Linked DNA regions of Homo sapiens: region 1 is linked to region 2. Evidence: read pairs that join two places in POLR2A ChIA-PET (ENCODE). Cell type or tissue: Caco-2. All regions are shown on one strand. Links, peaks and the distances in the headings refer to the core of each region. The heading gives the core; the rest is flanking DNA. Region 1 has its middle 15 kb from the start of MSL2. Region 2 overlaps STAG1 (STAG1 cohesin complex component).

Evidence for each region. ChIA-PET counts read pairs that join two places held together with the same protein. Peaks named below come from ENCODE experiments on the same cell type or tissue, not always from the same donor. Only the 100,000 strongest peaks of a DNase experiment are listed, where the experiment ranks them.
Region 1: POLR2A ChIA-PET joins it to region 2 with 5 read pairs; 2 of 35 experiments call an interaction of 5 or more read pairs at or near these places.

The regions. Positions count from the first base shown.
Region 1 is chr3:136,203,025-136,220,376 of GRCh38, forward strand. It overlaps the pseudogene RPL31P23. Among named protein-coding and RNA genes, the nearest start is that of MSL2, 15 kb to the left of the region's middle. RefSeq lists an enhancer at 10,343-10,637. In Caco-2, for the core only: no CTCF peak of the experiment used is centred there; no DNase peak of the experiment used is centred there.
Region 2 is chr3:136,576,071-136,580,070 of GRCh38, forward strand. All of the region lies in intron 4 of STAG1 (STAG1 cohesin complex component), which reads right to left. Among named protein-coding and RNA genes, the nearest start is that of STAG1, 170 kb to the right of the region's middle. In Caco-2, for the core only: no CTCF peak of the experiment used is centred there; a DNase peak (open chromatin) is centred at 1,941.

The sequences.
Region 1 (17,352 bases), core at 6,421-10,420, 370 kb before region 2:
GACTACAGGCACACACCACCACGAATTTTTAGTAGAGACAGGGTTTTGTTATGTTGCCCAGGCTGGTCTGAACTCCTGGTCTCAAGCTGTCTGCCTGCCTCAGCCTCCCAGAGTTCTGGGATTACAGGCGTGAACCACCGCACCCAGCCTGAAATTTAAATTTAACAGCATTCTTATTTTATCTGGTAACCTAAAGTGTGTATGCTTTCACTATAACCTTATGTTGTTTTCAATCTTGCCTTGGAAACTCTTGTGAATGGAGTTCTTTTCATTTCATCAACATGTGTTTACTAAGCCTCTGCTCTAGCAAAGCCCTGTACCAGAGTCTGGGAAGGTAAGACAGGCTCTGCCTTTAAGGTTAGAAGTCCTTTCTTACTCCTTTTTGTATTAACTAGAGAACTCAGCAAAATTTTTCAGTCATGGTTTCTCATTCAAGTCAACTCTTCTGGACTCATTTAGTTCAAGGGTCACCATATGAAGTAAGAGAAAATTAACCTGCTACTGGGTGTATAAATTGATAGAATATTTCTGAAGGACAACAGGCAATATTAAAAGCTTGTGAAGTTTACAGAGCCTCAAAACTAGCAGTTCCACATAAGTCTCTAATTGATCCTAAGTTAGAGATTCCCAAACTTTCTTGGTTCATGGTGCCTTTAGCATCTCAGTAATTTTTCACCACACCCTTAGGCCAAAAGAAATATGAAATAGTTTGTGTTTTGTTTTGTTTTCTTTTTGGGTTTTTTGTTTGTTTGTTTTTGAGATGGAGGCTAGTTCTGTTGCCCAGGCTGGAGTGCAATGGTGCGATCTTGGCTGACTGCAACCTCCACCTCTCGGGTTCAAGTGATTCTCCTGCCTTGGCCTCCCGATAGCTGGGATGACAGGCACCTGCCACCTCGCCCAGCTAATTTTTGTATTTTTAGTGAAGACGGGGTTTCTAGTAGAGACTGTGTTGGCCAGGCTGGTCTCAAACTCCTGACCTCATGTGATCTGCCCGCCTCGGCCTCCCAAAATGCTGGGATTACAACCGTGAGCTACCATACCCGGCCTGAAAGAGTTTTTTAAGTAGTTAGGTCCAAACAACTTAATGAGTATTTATGCCCTAACATGGTAGCTATTTGAAAAAGTAGGCCAGGCACGGTGGCTCAAACCTGTAATTCCAGCACTTTAGGAGGCCGAGGTGGGAGGATTTCTTGAGGTCAGGAGTTCGAGATCAGCCTGGCCAACATGGTGAAACCCCGTCTCTACTAAAAACACAAAAATTAGCTGGGCGTGGTGGCACGCGTCTGTAGTCCCAGCTATTTGGGAGGCTGAGACAGGAGAATCGCTTGAACCCAGGAGGCAAAGGTTGCAGACAGCCGAGATCGTGCCACTGCACTCCAGCCTGGTGACAGAGCAAGACTCTGTCTCAAAAAAAAAAAAAATCAGATTGGACATCACCCTCATTTCCCAGATCACATGGATTTTTGTGCAATGCTTTATTTTTGTCACAGCACCAGCAAAAACCCAGCTTTGCAAAGATATAACCTCATTGAAAGGAATGTAAGGTGATCTAATGTTGAAACTGTAATTTTTACAGTAACCAACAAATGTCAAATATTTTCCTCACAAGGTTGAAATATCCTGCGGCTTCTCTATGAGTTCTCTGTGGCACCTGGGGGTACGTTAGTGCACTCTTTGGGAACCAGAGATCTAAGACAATAGGATAATCTAGGATTATGAAGAGATTTTTACGGTTTTTTTTGTTTGTTTTTTGTTTTTTGTTTTTTCTGAGACGGAGTCTCGCTCTGTTGCCCAGGCTGGAGTGCAGTGGCCCAATCTCGGCTCACTGCAATCTCTGCCTCCCGGGTTAATGCCATTCTCCTACCTCAGCCTCTCAAGTAGCTGGGACTACAGGCGCCTGCCACCACGCCCGTCTAATTTTTTGTATTTTTAGTAGAGACGGGGTTTCACCGTGTTAGCCAGGATAGTCTCAATCTCCTGACCTCGTCATCTGCCCGCCTCAGCCTCCCAAAGTGCTGGGATTACAGGCGTGAGCACAGCGCCTGGCCAGAGATTTTTATATAATAATCATTGCAGTTGTTTATACTATTTTAAAAAGAACCAATCCAAATTTCCAGATTGAAAACAACCTATATTATGGATATATCTACATAGTAGAATATTATATAGCTATTAGGAATGATGTAAAAAATTAAAATGATATAAAAATGTATTTATTGACAGGGGAAGATATTCATAATATATTAATTTTTTTAAACCCTGATTAACAGAACAATTTTGGAAAAACTAAATATCCATGCATGGTAAAAAGATGACTATAAAGACATACACCAAAATATTATTTTTTTCTGGATAGTGGGATTGTGGAAAATACTTGTTTTTCTTATTGTCTGTATACCCATTTTGAATTAAAGCTTCCCTCTTCTATTCTCCAATATTGCCAAGTGCTTACCTCTTTCTTTTCTTTTTTGAAGGCAGTTTTATAATTTTATTCGATGTATTTGACGATCAGCGATTAGTTCTCATCCACGTTGAGTCTACAGATTTTTGAAGGTGGTAACAGGTATATAGGTAACCAAAGTATAGAAATTATTTGGTGAATCTTCATCCTCATTACGTTTTCTGGACAACAGCACACAGATTCAGTATGGAACATTCCTTGTTCCTTTGGCCCAGACAGCTTTGTTGAGCCTGGTATCAATGTGCACATCTGGAGTTCCCATCTCCTTCATGGCACATTTCCGAATCTCTTTGAGTGCCCTAGGGGCACACTTCTGGAAGCCCGCTCCATAGATGTGGTTGTGAATGTTGATGGTGTATGCTCGGGTCACTACCTCGTTGATAGCAGAACGGCCTTTTTTCTTCTCGCCACCCTTCTTTGTGGAAGCCATTCTGCCAGGTCCAAGTTGATAAAAAGCGTGTTTACCTCTTTTGTTGCACTACCACACTATGCTGCAGTTGTTGGTTTAGCCCTGTTTCCTCCCCATTATATTTCTATAACTCTTAGGAGGTCAGTTTTCTCCCTCTTTGCCTCTTATCCTCATTGCTTAGCATAAGGTCTGACATATAATAGGAATTCAATAATTGTTAAAATAATGATTAATGTGACAATATAAGTAAATTCACTAGTATAGTGTGTAGTACCTAATAGGCATGGAAAATTGTTTGCTTTTTCCTTGGGGAGAGATATAAAATGCCTTACAAATTTGAAGCCAGTTCTTGTTTCAGCTTGATCAAATCAATGTTAATTATAAGGTCCTTAATAAAACCAAAAGTGTGAATTGATTTGAAACACTCAGAATATCAATCATCAAGTATTTATTGTATGCACTCTAGCACTTTGGAGACAATGAAGTAAATACAGAAATAGTTGTAGTTATGTTTTCAAAGAACAAAGATCAGGCAAGCAGTCAGAGAGACTTTCTGACGGGTTAGATTGTTTACAAAATAGCTAATTTTTGTCTTCCTTTCCCTTCCTCTTTCACCCTCCTTCCTCTGTCCCCTCCTTTATCTTCCTCCACCAAAAACTCTCTGTAGAGATGATGTTCCCTCTCCCACTTTCTCAAGTTGCATTCTCCCTCATTGCTTATTATTTCTATCCCATCGTTTTCACCATTATACACATCCCTACCAGATTTTAACAAATGCCTGGCCGGGCACCATGGCTTATGCCTGTAATCCTAGCACTTTGGGAGGCCAAGGTGGGTGGATCACCTGAGCTCAGGAGTTCGAGACCAGTCTGGGCAACATGGCAAAACCCCGTCTCCACCAAAAATACAAAAAAATTAGCTGGGTGTGCTGGTGCACACCTGTGGTCCCAGCTACCTAGGAGGCTGAGGTGGGATGATTGCTTGAGCCTGGGAGGAGGAGGTTGCAGTGAGCTGAGATGTCACCACTATACGCCAACCCAGGTGACAGAGTGAGACCCTGTCTCAAAAACAAAAGCCACAAATGCTTAATCTACTGTCATTGTGGAAACCAATAAATCTAATTAAACACAATCTATGGGAAAGTAAAAATAGCATAATCTAAACTCATGAAAAATCTTCAGAGATTGGCCAGGGTAGTACTTCTTTATAGGGAGCAGTAAACCAGATGAAATTAAACTAGGCTGTAATTCAGACTGATACTTCTGTTCTTTCCTGATCATTCCTTTCTGACCATTACCAAACTTCCTCTTCCATCCTCTGCTCTTAGCTGTGGTCATAGCTCTCCCCTCCTCAGTCCTAGAGCTCCCAAGAACCACCTCCCTTCCCCCTCCAAGCAATTCCTGCTGATATTTTTTCCATAACATTTTCCAAATCAATGTATCTCTCCATTGATTTAATCCAAAAACATGTATTTAGCAAGTCAAGCACTCATTTATTTTACACCTCAAATATTAAATTTTTTTTTTATCTTCTTCATCTCTAACTCCAGCCTTAACAAAGCAGCTTGCTTTATTGGTCATCTACCTAAGACAGTGCCAAACGCATTAAGGGATCCACTAAATGTTACTGTTTTTATTCCCCAAGACACTTTCAACAGTATTCAAATGCCTATTAAATTTGTCCATTCATTTATGCAACCAACGTTTATTGCCAGTTATATGCCAGGCATTCAGAATACAAAAATGAATAATTCAACAGTTTCTAGCCCTCAAAGAGTTCACAGTCTAGTTGGGGTGGCAGCTATGTACACGGCTAATTTATAATTCAGAGTAGTAAGGATTTAGGGATCTACTTGACGCAAATCTAAAATGTCTTAGCAGATATGGCTGTTACATTATGAGTTAAACAAGCTTGTGTGGACTTTCCTGAGAAAAATAACTGCAATTATTCATGGCATTGTTTCTAAGGGAAAATGTGTTCTGCATTCCAAACAGTCAATTTAAAATTGAATTTTTGGAATACAGCCCATTTTCCCCTGGGGGCTATTTCTCCATTATCTAAGAATCCCTCTCTGTCTTAGGACAGTTTTCATACACAACTCCCACCTGTTCTACATAGCATATGGTACTACCTGCAGGTTGCATAGTTTCATGGTCATCACCTTCCTCACCTGGGCTCTGCACTACATGTTTAAGATAGTCCTCTGATCAAGCAGGTTGAGTTAAGCAGGTAGGACTGAAGTAGCCCCAAATCTGACTGTTTTAACATTTCACTATTAGAGAAGGTAGTGAGGAAGAGTCCATCAAGTAAGTGATGAAAGTTTGGAATTGCTGCTCTGTGAAAGGGAGAGGGAGTTGATTAAGGACATTAAAAAAGATTACTCATGCGTGTAATCCCAGCATTTTGGGGGCCAAGACGGGCGGATCACGAGGTCAGGAGATTGAAACCATCCTGGCTAACACGGTGAAACCCCATCTCTACTAAAAATACAAAAAAAAAATTAGCCAGGCGTGGTGGCAGGAGCCTGTAGTCCCAGCTACTCGGGAGGCTGAGGCAGGAGAATGGCGTGAACCCGAGAGATGGAGGTTGCAGTGAGCCAAGATCGTGCCACTGTACTCCAGCCTGGGTGACAGAGCGAGACTCTGTCTCAAAAAAAAAAAAAAAAAGATCGCAGGAGTGTTTTAAAAGGGTGCATCTCTTAGATAAAACAGGATTCCCAAAGATATCTAACTATAGAGTCTTAGACAATAAAGGTTTAAAAATGGTCTTTGCAATTCCAAGACAGACTAAGCTAGGAATGAGGTGTTTGTTTGTTTGTTTGTTTGTTTGTTTGTTTGTTTTTGAGACAGGGTCTTGCTCTGTCACCCAAGCTAGAGTGCAGTGGTACGATCAGTCTCACTGCAGCCTCAATCTCCCAGGATCAATGGGTCCTCCCTGCCTCAGCCTCTCAAGTAGCTGAGACTACAGGCGCATGCCACCATGACTAATTTTTGTATTTTTGGTAGACACAGAGTTTTGCCATGTTGCCCAGCCTGGTCTTGAAATCCTGGGCTCAGGCAATCTGCCCACCTTGGGCTCCCAAAGGGCTGGGATTACAGGTGTGAGCCACCATGCCCAGCTGGAATGAAGATTTCTAACCTGAAGTTGAACAAGCTAGACTTTTTGAGCCCTTGTTATTCCTGAGCTTTGAGAGGGAGCATGGGGCAGTGGAATAGCATGAACAAAGCTTTATTTCAATACTTACTGTGTAGATTTGGGAAAAATTATTCAAGTTCTCTGAGCCTTAGTTTTCTTATCTATAAAATGGAGATAATAATAATACCTTGAAGCTGGGCACAGTGGCTCATACCTATAATGCCAGTACTTTGGGAGGCCGAGGTGAGTGGATCACTTGAGTCCAGGAGTTCAAGACCAGCCCAGGCAACATGGTGAAACCCCATTTCTACTAAAAATACAAAAATTGGCCAGGTGTGGTGGCAGGCACCTGTAATCCCAGCTACTTGGGAGGCTGAGGCAGGAAAATCGCTTGAACCTGGGAGGCGGAGGCTGCAGTGAGTCGAGATTGTGCTGTTGTACTCCAGCCTGGGCAACAAGAGCGAAACTCGGTCTCAAAAAAAAAAAAATTATCTGGGCGTGGTGGCACAAACTTAGGAGGCTGAGGTGGGAGGATCATCTGAGCCTGAGAGGTCAAGGCTGCAGTGAGCCATGATCATGCCACTGAGCTGAAGCCTGGGCAACTGAGTGAGATCCTGTCTAAAATAAAAATTAAATATATTAACTCATTTAATATGCTCAACAACACTATGAAGTAAGTACTATTATTATTATCCCCATTTCACACATGAGGAAACTGAGGCACATAGGTCTAATAATTTGTTCAAGGTCACACAGCTAACATAAGGTAAGAATTGAATCCAGGCAGTCTGGTTCCAGAATCGCTACTCTTAACACTATTCTATAAATTCACAAAGGGAGGGAACTCAGTAGGAAAAATAGGTTTGGAGGGAAATTATGAATATAGGTTTTGGACAGGTACAGTGTGAAGTGGCTATGGGACATCCAAATTAAATGTCCAATAGGCAGTTGGATAAATGAATCTGGCATCCTGGGTATAGGGGTGAGGGATTTGATTTGAAGGTATAGACTTGGGAGTCAGCAGCATATGGCAATAGAAACTATGGGAGTGATAGAAATTACCCAGGAGGAGTAAGAAGAGAAGAATGCTAAGAATGAAGTTGTGATGACCACCAATATTTAAACAAAGTGCAGAGGGAAAGGATCCCACAAAAGAGAATCAGAAGGAGAGGTAGGCAGCAAACTGGAAAGATGTTTCATTTTCAGTGAGGTAATGTGTGTAAATAATTTAGCATAATAACCAGCAGACAATAGGCATCCCAAATGGTAACTTCTTTTACCATTAAAGTCTCATTTGAAGGTTATAGTCCTTAACTGTGCTGTGGGGCTTTCCTGAACCTTTTCCACATCCCCACATTGTTTTTTTTTGTTTTTGTTTTTGTTTTTTTAGATGAAGTCTTGCTCTGTCGCCAGGCTGGAGTGCAGGGGCGCAATCTCGGCTCACTCCAACCTCCACATCCCGGGTTCAAGCAATTCTCCTGCCTCAGCCTCCAGAGTAGCTGGGATTACAGGCACATGCCACCATGCCCAGCTAACTTTTGTATTTTTGGTAGAGACAGGGTTTCACCATGTTGGCCAGGCTGGTCTCGAGCTCCTGACCCCAGGTGATCTACCCACCTTGGCCTCCCAAAGTGTTGGGATTACAGGCATGAGCCACCGTGCCCGGCTGCCTTCCAATTCTTAGCAGAGGACTTTACCTCTTTCTTTACCTCCAAGGAGAAAATAAAGATCTCCTTCTTTTCTACATCAAAATATTCCACAATTCCCCTTCCTGTCATTCTTTTCTCTGTTTCTGGTTTCCTCCAGGAATTTGCTCCATGGTTTTCCCAAGTCCTACTTCTTCAGCATCCGGTGGTATAGTGGTGAGCATAGAAACTTTCCAGGTCTTAACGTCTTCAGCCTTCTGTCCCTCACTACTATCTTCCCCAGTTCTGCCCAGCTATGCTGTATGCTCCCAAATCCATCTTTCAGTCCACATCTGTCCTGTTTTGTGATCTGTCAATCTTTTGCAAGAATTAAACCTTATTTTGATTTTTAATTAACTATTTCTTAGTCTCTTAAAATCAGATTTCTCTCCCCACAACTCTACTGAAACGATATTCTTCAAAACTACAGAGGAACTGGGCATAGTGGAGCTTGGCGGTGGGTGGCGCAACCTCCCAGCACTTTGGGAGGTCAAGGTGGGTGGATCCCTTGAGCCCAGGAGTTCGAGACCAGCCTGGGCAACATGGCAAAACCCTGCCTCAGTTTAAAAAAATAAAAATAAACCACAGAAGGCCCCCAGTGTTTGACTTTTTAAAATTATCCAATGACTATTTTGAACATTGCTGTATTAAATTGCCCTTTCTTGTCCCTATGTTATGTCTTGGGCAGATTCCATAACTTTGGTTATTTTTAGTTAATAAAATATAGTCTAATTTAAAACTTTGAATCAGAATTGGATTTAGCCGAAATCAGAGAGAACCTAAAATAACAATGCTAAAGCAAAATAGAAATTGGCTTATTCTATGTAAAAAAGAAAGTCTGGAAGAAAGCCATGCACAGTTAGTATGGCAGTTCCACTGTTATCAGGGATCCAGGCTCTGTCTTCATACTCTACCATCCAAATATATACCTTCTACCTTCAAGGTTATCTAATAGTCCAAGATGGCTCCTGAAGCTTCAGCATTTCACATTTCAACTAACAGCAAGGCAAAACGGGAACACAAGGGCCCACCTCCCAGCTGAGTCAGCACCTTCTAACCAGCCTCCAGTTTTAAGCAGCCCACATAACACTTTTCTTACATTTCTTTGGCCATAATTTAGTCACATTGCCATGCTCAGTTGGAAGGGAATCAGAAAAGTAGTCTTTTAGTGGGTTTGTGAACATGACAAATTCACGTTTTGTTGTTGCTGTTGTTGTTTTCTTTTGTTTTTTTTGAGACAGAGTCTTGCTCTGTCGCCCAGGCTGGAGTGCAGTGGCATGATCTCAGCTCACTGCAAACTCTGCCTCCCAGGTTCAAGCAATTCTCTGCCTCAGCCTCCTGAGTAGCTGGGATTACAGGTGTCCACCGCGACACCCAGCTAATTTTTGTGCTTTTAGTAGAAACGGGGTTTCGCCGTATTGGCCAGGCTGGTCTCGAACTCCTGACCTCGTGATCCACCCACCTCGGCCTCCCAAAGTGCTGGGATTACAGGCGTGAGCCACCGCGCCCAGCCAGAAGTTCTGTTATTAAGGAACAAGGAGGGAATAGACTTTGGGTGGCAACTAGCAATTTCAGCCACAAACTAAACACTTTAAAACATTTAAAAATCTCAACTCTTCCTTTCCCTGTCATTCTTGAAGATCTAGCTTCTCTGGTGTGTTGGTGAAACAGAAGAGAAAACAGGACAAGGGCGGTGGTGCTCTCAGGTCCAGACCAGAAGAGGCAGCTCTGGCCATGCTTCCCTATCTGCCAGGTAGAGGGGTCCACAGAGTAAAGAAAATTTGCCCCAGAGCCTAATAAGTAGCCAAGGGACAGCACTGGTAATAGAGATTATATGTTTGGGTTGGGATGTACATGTTAGGATCCTTAACATATGAGAAAGAGCCAAAGGTAGGAAGAGAAAGGAGGTGGGCCAGCAGCCATGGTTGGGGGACCAATTCTACCTGTGCTGCTGCATTCTGGTATGAAACTCCAAGGATCGGGCTGGGCATGGTGGCTCACACCTGTAATCCCAGCACTTTGGGAGGCCAAAGCTGGTGGATCATCAAGTCAGGAGTTCGAAACCAGCCTGGCCAACATGGTGAAACCTCTACTAAGAATACAAAATACTAAAAATACAAAAATTAGCCAGGCATGGTGGCGTGCACCTGTAGTCCCAGCTACTCAGGAGGCTGAGGCAGGAGAATCGCTTGAACCCAGGAGGCAGAGGTTGCAGTGAGCCGAGACTGTTGCACCATTGTACTCCAGCCTGGGGCAATGGCACTCCAGCCTGGGGCAACAGAGCAAGACACCATCTCAAAAAAAAAAGAAAAAAAGAAAAAGAAAAGAAACTCCAAGGATTTCAAAAATTCTAAATTCAAATCTGGCCTTCCATATTGTTTTGAAACTATATTTGTTCGTTTGTGCTTTTTTGTGTTTGTTTTTGAGGCAGAGTCTTGCTCTGTCACCCTGGCAGGAGTGCAGTGGTGAAATCTCAGCTCACTGAAACCTCCACCTCTGGGGCTCAAGCGAGTCTCCTGCCTCAGCCTCCCGAGTAGCTGGGATTACAGCCATGCACCACCATGCCCAGCTAATTTTTGTATTTTTAGTAGAGAGGAGGGTTTCACCTTATTGGCCAGGCTGGTCTCTAACTCTTGATCTCAAATGATCCATACACCTCAGCCTCCAAAAGTGCTGGGATTACAGGCGTGAGCCACTGTGCCTGGCCTTGAAAATATATTTGTCAAAGCAGAAGGATAAACCTATTTTATTTAAAAGTTTGTTAGTTTGATCAATAATGTGCAAATATTTAGACATATGGTACGTAGGTCACCATTTGTACTTATGCCCTGGGCCCTGCAAATATTCAGAGTGGACCTGGACATGCATCTGTCCAACTGGGAAGGGCCGCAGTTCTGTTTCTGATGGTTGCCACTGTTTCTCTGACCAACTGTCAACTGAAGTTCTGAATAGATGGCAACCAAGTGCAGGGTCTCTCTTGGAGTGCATGTTTGCATTTTTCTAGACCACTTCTGTGTGTCCACTCCACTGCACAGTCCCATGATATGGAAGAATATCTCCGCCTTAACCACTTCCAGAGCCTCTTTCATTCATACTCCCAGCATTCAATCCGCAGCTTCTTGCTGCTAGGACCTCCTTGCCTGGTGATACCTCGCTATAAGGAGTATTGCCAAGATGGCTCACATCCCAGCTATTTTTCTCAGGTCCCCCAGAACAGGACACACTCATCTTTGCTACAGTGGGAGTTTAGTTTTCTCCACAGCCCACCACCAACCCCCATCTGCCATCTCCGGTTCCTTTTCCTTTGCTCAGATCAAGTTCCCAGCCCAATAATACATTCAATCAGAAAACCACTCTTCCCTTCCTGCTCTCCTGCAGCTCCAATCCCACTTGGCACTGGAAATAGAGGAAAAGCACAGCGTCCTTGGGAGGGGAACAAGAAGCCTCTGGCCATAAATGCACAACCAGAAGACTGGACTCTCATGCTCCACTTCTCTGTTTTTCTATGAACTAGGAAGAGTGTTGAGGTGGTGGCAGGTGATGGCAGGGCTGGTTTTGTTGCCTCTTAGTCCTGAAGAAGGTGTTGAGGATACTTAGAGCTTAATTGTCTGCAGTTATAGGCCCAAAGCACCAATTGTGGAACAAAGGAAAGGTATCATTCAACAATATCAACCTACTTTACAAAATCTTAACCCTTATTCTTCTTAACTGTTCTAAAAAAACTTCCTGTTATTCATCACATCTTTCTTTCTAAAACATTCTTCCCTTACAGGGCATGATGGCTCACACCTGTAATCCCAGTACTTTGGGAGGCCAAGATGGGTGGATCACTTGAGGCCAGGAGTTTGAGACCAGCCTGGCCAACGTGGTAAAATACCATATCTATTAAAAATACAAAAATTAGGCCAAGCACGGTGGCTCACGCCTGTAATCCCAACACTTTGGGAGGCCGAGGTAGGGGAATCACTTGAGGTCAGGAGTTCTAGACCAGCCCTGGTGAAACCCCGTCTCTACTAAAAATACAAAAAATTAGCCGGGTGAGGTGGCAGACGCCTGTAGTCCCAGCTACTCGGGAGGCTGAGGCAGGAGAATTGCTTGAACCCTGGAGGTGGAGGTTGCAGTGAACCGAGATCACACCACTGCACTCCAGCCTGGGTGACAGAGTGAGACTGCGTCTCAAAAAAAAAAAAAAAACAAAACAAAAATTAACCAGGCTTGACTGGCATGCGCCTGTAGTCCCAGCTACTTGGGAGGCTGAGTCACGAGAATCACTTGAACCCAGGAGGCAGAGGTTGCAGTGAGCTGAGATCTCACCACTGCACTCCAGCCTGGGCAACAGAGCGATACTCCATCTCAAAAAAAATAAAATTAAAACATTCTTCCTCATTGTTCTGTGATTCTGTAGTGTCCAAGTTATCCTATTTCTGTGTATTCTCTTTCTCTCTTTCATTTGCTGCTGATTCCCTCTCATATCAATTTGATATTATTTTTAGTAGAGAGGGGTCTCCCTATGTTACCCACACTGGTCTCAAACTCCTGGGCTAAAGTGATCCCCCCACCTTGGCCTCCCAAAGTCCTGAGATTACAGGCCTGAATCACCATGCCCAGCCTTCAATTTGATTTTTTTTTTTTTTTTGAGACGGAGTCTCCCTCTGTTGCCCAGGCTGGAATGCAGTGGCAAGATCTCAGCTCACTGCAACCTCTGCCTCCCAGGTTCAAGTGATTCTCCTGCCTCAGCCTCCCGAGTAGCTGGGACTATAGGCAGGCACCACCACGCCCAGCTAATTTTTGTATTTTTAGTAGAAACTGCATTTTGCCATGTTGGCCAGGCTGGTTTCAAACTCCTGACCTCAAGTGATCCATCTGCCTCTGCCTCCCAAAGTGCTGGGATTATAGGCATGAGCCAATGCGCCCAGCCTTCAATTTGATATTAATACTCCTAAATTGAAATCAGCTATTTACATCCGTCTCACTTATTAAACTGTTAGGTTTTTTTGAAGGTCTGATGTATTCATTCATTTAGTTTTGAAGGAATGAATGAATGATTGTATTAATTCAGGCCACAGGGATTTTTTTGTTTGTTTGTTTGTTTGTTTGTTTTTGAGGCAGAGACTAGCTCTATCAGCCAGGCTGGAGTGCAGTGACGCAATCTTGGCTCACTGCAATCTCTGCCTCATGGGTACAAGTGATTCCCCTGCCTCAGCCTCCTGAGTAACTGGGATTACAGGCGCATGCCACCAAGCCAGACTAATTTTTGTATTTTTTTTTTTTTTTTGAGATGGAGTCTCACTCTGTTGCCCCAGGCTGGAGTACAGTGGCGTGATCTCGGCTCACTGCAACCTCCACCTCCAGGGTTCAAGCGATTCTCCTGCCTCAGCCTCCTGAGTAGCTGGGACTACAGGCCTGCGTCACCACACTCAGCTAATTTTGTATTTTTAGTAGAGATGGGGTTTCACCATGTTGGCCAGGCTGGTCTCGAACTCCTGACCTCAAGTGATCCACCCACCTCAGCCACCCAAAGTTCTGGGATTACAGTTGTGAGCCACCCCACCCAGCCCAGGCCACAGTTTTTAGCCTATCTGATTTCATATCTCCATTCTGGTAACTCCTACACTCTCATTAATGGCTTAAATTATCCCTTTTTGAAAAATGATTATATCAACTTCTCTACTTGATGCCTCTTCTGAGCTTCAAATTTGCATCTCAAACTTCTTGCTTCTATCTTCAGCTAGATATCCTTGAGTCACCTTAAAATTTATACATCTAAAGCCAAACTCATCATCTTTTCTCCAATATTCAGATCTCGCTTTCCTATACTCTATTCTATCATTATGTCATCATCTCCCTTTCTGTCAAGTTTATAACCTTAGAGTTACTCTTTGACCATTCCTCCTCAATGTCTTGTCAATTCTTTCTTAAAAAGAACAACAAATCACTTTATTACAAATGTTCATTGTAAATAACTTACAAACACAAACAAAAAGACCACCTATAAATCTACCTGTTAATACAGTTGACCCTTGAACAACATGGGTTTGAACTGTGAGGTTACACATGGATTTTTGCTAATCAAATGAAGATTGAAAATACAGTGTTCTGGCCGGGCGTGGTGGCTCACGCCTGTAATCCCAGCACTTTGGGAGGCCGAGGCGGGTGGATCACGAGGTCAGGAGATTGAGACCATCCTGGCTAACACGGTGAAACCTCATCTCTACCAAAAATACAAAAAATTAGGCAGGCATGGTGGTGGGCACCTGTAGTCCCAGCTGCTAGGGAGGCTGAGGCAGGAGAATGGCGTGAACCCAGGGGCCAGAGCTTGCAGTGAGCTGAGATCGGGCCACTGCATTCCAGCCTGGGCGACAGAGTGAGACTCTGTCTCAGAAAAAAAAAAAAAGAAAATACAGTGTTGCCGGGATGGAAAACCTGCATATACAGAGGAGGGAAGATTTTTGTACATGCAGTTCCACGTGACCAAATGCAGAACTTGAGCTTGCGGGGATTTTGGTATGCTCGGGTGTTCTGGAAGCAACCCCCTGCATATACTGAGAGACGACTGTAATTTGTGGTCTTTACAGACTTTGATTTATGTGTACAGAAATATATGGGTTTTTTTCTATCAAAATGAGATCATGAATATAATTCTATTTTGGAGCTTTTTTTTTTTCACTTGGCAACATGCCATAAACATTTTCCCATGTCATTAAATTTTCTTCTACAACGATAGTGTCACGCGCATCCATGTGAAGAAACTACCAAACAGGCTTTGTGTGAGCAAGAAGGCTGTTTATTTCACCTGGGTGCAGGTGGGCTGAGTGTGAAAAGAGAGTCAGCAAAGGATGGTGGGATTATCATTAGTTCTTATAGGTTTTGGGATAGGTGGTGGAGTTAGGAGCAATGTTTTGTGGGCAGGGGGTGGATCTCACAAAGTACATTCTCAAGGGTGGGGAGAGTTACAAGCAACCTTCTTAAGGGTGGGGGAGATTACAAATAACCTTCTTAAGGGTGGGGGAGATTACAAAGTACATTGATCAGTTAGGGTGGGGCAGAAACAAATCACAGTGGTGGAATGTCATCAGTTAAGGCTATTTTCACTTCTATTGTGGATCTTCAGTTGCTTCAGGCCATCTGGATGTATACGTGCAGGTCACAGGGGATATGATGGCTTAGCTTGGGCTCTGAGGCCTGACATTCCTGTCTTCTTATATTTAAAGAAAAGCAAAACAAAATAGTCGTGAAGTGTTGGAGTGGCGAAAAATTTTGGGGGTGGTATGGAGAGATAATGGGCGATGTTTCTCAGAGCTGCTTTGAGCAGGATTGGGGCAGCATGGGAACCTTCAGTGGGAGAGATTCAACTGAAGAAAGATTTTGGGGTAAGGGGTGATATTGTGGGGTTGTTAGAAGGAGCATTTGTCATATAGAATTATTGGTGATGGCCTGGATGTGGTTTTGTATGAATTGAGAAATTAAACAAAAGACACAAGGTCTGAATAAGAGAAGGAGAAAAACAGGTATTAAAGTACTAAGAATTGGGAGGACCCAGGACATCCAATTAGAAAATGTCCAAGGGGGTTCAGTGTAATTACTTGTTTGGTTGGTGAGTTTTTGGGCTCTATTCTTGACAGAGTCCTTTTTCTTTTTTAAGTTGGAGGCTGAGCTTGGTGAGGTGTGTTTTTAAAAGACCATTAGTCCATTCTACCTTTCCTGAAGATTGAAGACGGTAAGAGGTGTGAAGGTTTCACTGAATACCAAGAGCCTGAGAAACTGCTTGGGTGATTTGACTAGTAAAGGCCAGTCCATTATTGGACCGTATAGCGGTGGGAAGGCCAAACTGAAGAATTACGTCTGACAGAAGGGAAGCAATGACCGTGTCGGCCTTTTCAGATGCTGTGGGAAAGGCCTCTACCCATCCAGTGAAAGTATGTACCCAGACCGAGAGGTATTTTAGTTTCCTGACTTGGGACATGTGAGTAAAGTCAATTTGCCAGTCCTGGGCGGGGGGCAAATCCCCAAGCTTGATGTGTAGGAAGGGAGGGGGCCTGAACAATACCTGAGGAGTAGTAGAATAGCAGATGGAACACTGAGAAGTGATTTCCTTAAGGATAGATTTCCACGATGGAAAGGAAATGAGAGGTTCTAAGAGGTGGGCTAGTGGCTTGTAACCTACATGGAAGAGGTTATGAAATGATGACAGAATAGAATGGGCCTGTGAGGCTAGAAGGAGATACTTTCCTTGGTCCAAGAACCATTTGTCTTGTATGGGAAGAGACTGAAACGTGGAAGTTTCAGTGGGAAAGTAGGTGGGAGTGACCGATGAGAAGGAGAAAAACTGGCCATGAGGTACAGAAGTTGGAATGCTAGCTGCTTCTTTAGGTATCTTATCAGCATAAGCATTGCCCTGAGCGATGGGATCTGATGCCTTTTGGTGGCCCTTGCAGTATGTGACTCCAGCTTCCTTTGGAAGTAAAGCAGCGTTGAGTTTTTATTAAAGAGGCATTAATGATGGAGGACCCTCGCATAGTGAGGAAACCTCTTTCAGCCCATATAACAGCATGGTGGTGCAGGATATGGAAGGCATATTTAGAGTTAGTATAAATATTGATGTGTAATTCCTTTGCAAGAGTGAGGGCTCGAGTTAAGGCAATGAGTTTGGCTTGCTGAGAGGTAGTGGAGGGGGGCAGAGCGGCAGCCTCAATGATAAATGTGGAAGATACTATAGCATAGCCTGCCTTTGCTGGTGTGTGGCAAATAGGCCTGGTGGAACTGCCATCAATAAACCAGGTGTGATCAGGGTGAGGAACAGGAAAGAAGGAAATATGGAGAAATGGAGTGAATGTCAGGTGGATCAGAGAGATACAGTAATGTGGGTCAGGTGTGGTATCAGGAATAATGTGGGAGGCTGGATTGAAGTCCGGGCCAGGAACAATGGTAACTGTGGGAGACTCAACAAAGAGTGAGTACAGCTGAAGGAGCTGGGGAGCAGAAAGTATGTGTCAGGAAAGAAAACAGATTTTTGGAAGTTATGAGAACTGTAGAGAGTGAGTTGAGCATAGTTTGTGATTTTGAGGGCCTCTAAAAATATTAAAGCAGTGGCAGCTGCCGCACGCAGACATGAGGGCTAAGCTAAAACAGTAAGGTCAAGTTGTTTGGACAGAAAGGCTACAGGGCGCAGTCCCGGCTCTTATGTAAGAATTCTGACCGCACAGCCCTGTACTTCGGCTGTGTGTAATGAAAAGGTCTGGGATGAGTTAGGGAGAGTTAGTGTGGGAGCAGCTTTTAGGGCTGTTTTTTAAGGAATGGAAAGGGGAGTGGGGAAAGGATTTAGGATTTATGGGGTCAGCTAGGTTTATCTAGAACAGAATGTGTTGTGGAGGGAGGTATTGAGGATAGGAGAGTATATGGGTTTGGCACCATGGGATGGATAGGCAAGACAATTTGGTTGATAAGGCACAGATCCTGAACTAACCTGTAAGACTTGTCCGGTTTTTGGACAGGTATGGGGGAATCGTAAGGAGAGTTTATAGGCTTTAAAAGGCCATGCTGTAACAGGCAAGTGATAACAGGCTTTAATCCTTTTAAAGCGTGCTGTGGGATGGGATATCAGCGTTGAGCAGGGTAAGGGTGATTAAATTTTAATGGGATGGTAAGGGGTGCATCCTCCATCG
Region 2 (4,000 bases), core at 1-4,000:
CTATTTTAAAAACCCCACGAAACAATTTTAATGTCTATAAAGGAACGTTTCACTAAATGATAGTATATCCATACAGTAGAATGAAATGTAACTAGTAATACAAATGAGCTGAATCTATGTTAGCACTAATGACAGAAACAGTTGCTTCTGACATCAAATGCACAAAGAAATGAGTATGATTCTATTTTTTAAATAAATAAATCTCTCTTTTTCTCTCTCACACACACATACATATAAGCATGGGAAAAGGTATGGAAAAATTCAACTTGTGACACTAATAGGCTTGAATGTCCTCAATTGATTCCAGTTTAAGACTTGGATACAAAGAAAACCTCGAGACCTGAGCCATAGATCCTCAATGAGAAAGCTATAACAAGCAGCATCTGAATCATAGATTACATTCATATGACAAAAAATGATGACATTTGCTATAATTATGATTTTATCATATTGTACTAGAAGGCAGTATAAAAATTAATATTCTGTCTTGTTCCATAAGGAATATGAGGTAGTTAAAAAATAACATTTTTTAAATTGAGAAGAATAAAAAACATCAAGGCTACAAAGAGGAAATATAAATATATGGAAAAGAGCAGTCAATATGGTGGTTAAAGATGAGTTTTAAATCTGCCTAAGCTCCCTGTAAGGTAAACCTAAAAGATAAATCAATTCAATCTAGATATCTACATAGTACAGAGTCCACATTCTTCAAATTCTATTAGGTTAAGTATACTTTTCTCAGTAAGCCATTTAGTAGGACCTTGGTTAAGCAGACAAGGGCACAGAGAATTCGTATTCTATACTGCTGCTTAAGAGTAGATTCGTTTGCTTTGGAGAAAGATAGATTCGTTTGCTTTGGATTAAAGTAGATTCGTTTGCTTTGGATTAAAGATAGAGCTTAGCTCCTTGCCAAGGAAATGGAATGCTAGTAATCGATGTCATATAGTAACTTGGGAAAATTAATCAAGCTATTGCTGGTGGCTGATTGTGATAAAGTACCAATTCAAGCACATGCCTTGAAAGCTTACATGGCTGCTGAATTTAGGAATTACGGCAATAATTATGGCTGTAAAGGCAGCAGGGTTAAGAAAGATCCTTTTAAGTACACCTGAGTATTCACAGAGATAAAACAAAAAGCTCAAGTCAATTAATGCTCAGCTTAAGTCGTAATTTGAGAACCAGAGAACTTCCATGAAGAATCCTAGAATGTCTCATTTCTTATAGGTGAGGGGCTGATTTTGTTGAAAATCAAGCCAATAAAATCTAATTGTATCAGAGGCAATAACAGTTTAATTCAGTCTCACCAAGTTTCTCATCTGGAAGTAAGGATCTTAACTGGCAAAGAATGGGATCCAAAAACTTGGAACAGAGAAATCTGGTTGGTCCCAGATCAAACTAACAATTTTGAATAGCTCTCCCCCATCCTCCAAGTAATTCTGAGCCTCCCATACCAGTGGAAGTAGCTTGCTTTCCAAGGTTTGAGAATACTAGCCTTCTTAAGCTTGAAAGCCCTCTGATAACTTTACATGGACAGATGCCTTGAAGGGGGATGCTCATTCTCCTGAAGACTTACCAAAACCAGCCCCTGATGCCACTAGATCCATGACTAGGGTCAAATCTCACCATGCTCCAAGAACACAAATACACACTATAACCCAGAAGAAAATAGCTTATATACTCAACAGAAATCTGAGGAACATGTATGATAGTAGATTCTAAATGTATTTTACCAAAGGAGGTGGTATAAAACCATAACACGCCAAATTCATTGGTATCAGGCGCACTTACTAGAGATTCCAGACTTCATACATTAGTTCCTGTCGCTGAAAGTGACTACAACAGTTTATCTGGTTGGTGCACTGAAAGCTGGATTTAACAGCTGAGATACCAGAGCCTCCCTGGCCTTGACAGATTAGGGAGTTAGGAATGCTGGACTAGACTTACCATGTGAGAACTATACACATGCAGCCCCATTCCTCAACTATGCTCCACAAGAGGGCCCAGAGGCAATGAAAACTACAATAGTGAAGGGAGTAACTATATCTATGTGCTTTTAAAGTTCTGTAAGCTTACTCTTTTTTGTAAGCCAGATATGACTATGGGGAATGTGGTCATTAAGAGATTTCTATGGAGATGATGGGATCCCAAGGTAACACAGCCCAAGTGGCCACACTTAACCATCAAAGACCAAGAGAGCAAATTGTCTATAAAGGGCAGTAGGGACACACTGGTATTCACAACGTCTTGGCCTGCAGAGATCTTGGGCAGTAGATAACATTACCAGTACCCCTAGGAACAATATAGGTGGGCAGCCCACAAGAATACTGTTTGATTTATGGAGAAGAAAAAACTTTAGGCCTGGTAGGCAGAAATCTAACTTGTGGAGAGTTATGGACTCTCACCAGTCTCCAGACCTGTCTCAGTTCACAGACCCAGAGCCCCCTGACTGAAGGGGAACCAGATCCCTGTACAACTATTCCAAGTACATACAATAAATCTTTTAATCCTTTCCCAAAGGGACCTGTAGCCATTAATTAGAGATACTGTGCATTGTTGAAAGGAAATATCCAGACCTTTCATGTATTAATAGACACTGTCTCTGAATTGACATTAATTCCTGGGGATTCAAAATGCCATTGCAGTCCACCAGTTAAATCAGGGGCTTACAGTGGTCAGGTAATAGATGATGGAGTTGTAACTCATGTCTGTCTAAGAGTGGGACCACCACTGACCCACCCTGTGGTTATTTCCCCACTTCCAGAATGTGTAATTGGAAAAGACATACTTGGCAACTGGCAGAAACCCCATTATCAGCTTTCTAACCTACACGATTAAGGTCATTAAGGTTAAATATGGCTAAAAGGAAGTTCGTGGAACTTCCTCTCCCTACCAAGATAATAAACTAGAAGTAAACACTACATCCCTGGGAAATTGCAGAGTTTAATCAAAGACTTGAAAGAAGCAGGGGTGGTAAAATCTATTACATCTTCATTTAACTCACTAGTTTGGCCTATGCTGAAGTTAGAGGGATCTTGAAGAATGACTATGGACTATAATAAACTTAACTAGGTGGTTACATTAACTGTAGTGGCAGCCCCTGGAACTTGATATGCAGCTACTGACCTCACTAACTCCTTTTTCTCCAATTAACAAGAACCACTCAAAGCAAGTTGTTACCTGAAATGACAGAAGTATACCTTCGTACTCAACTAAGTATGAATGCTTTAGCACTATGCTAGTTCTCCTGTCTCTGCCATAAGGTAGTTGTATTGGTTATCTAATATCTCACAATTTCTGTGGATTCAGGAATCTGAACACAGCTCAGTTGAATCCTCTAGGGTCTCATTAGGCTGCAATCAAGGCACTTACCGTGCTGCATTCTAATCTGGATGCTCAACTGGGAAGAAGCGATTTCTAAGCTCACTTAGGTTGATTTCCTTGTGGTTGTATAACTGAAGCCCTTGACGTCCTGCTGGCTAATGGCTAGAGACAAACCTCAGGGCCAAGAAGCTGCCCACAGTTACTTTCTACATGGGATTCTCCAATGTGTCATTTTATTCCACAAAACATCACATTCTGGTAACATGTTCCAGACCACTGACTGCCCTGAAACTTTATTGAGGTGTCCACCAGGCTCTGAATTTGACAGGGTTGGAGGGGCAACTCCTACATTCTACTTTGCATATGTTTTACTAAGGCTTTAGATGTACTCCCCGTTCATCATAAACAATTAGTACAATGCTGTCAGTGTATACGTATAAAATATCAGTAAATAATTATGTAAATGCCAGAGGAGAAAAAAGCTAAAAGAAATGAAAACATTCCACCAGGTTGGAAGTGGAGAGGACAGAACAGGGGATTGCTATTTTGGTCACAATACCATCTGAATTTTTTTTTTTTTTTTTTTTTTTTTTTTGAGACGGAGTCTCACTCTGTCGCCAGGCTGGAGTCCAGTGGTGCGATCTCGGCTCACTGCAACCTCCACCTCCAAGGTTCAAGC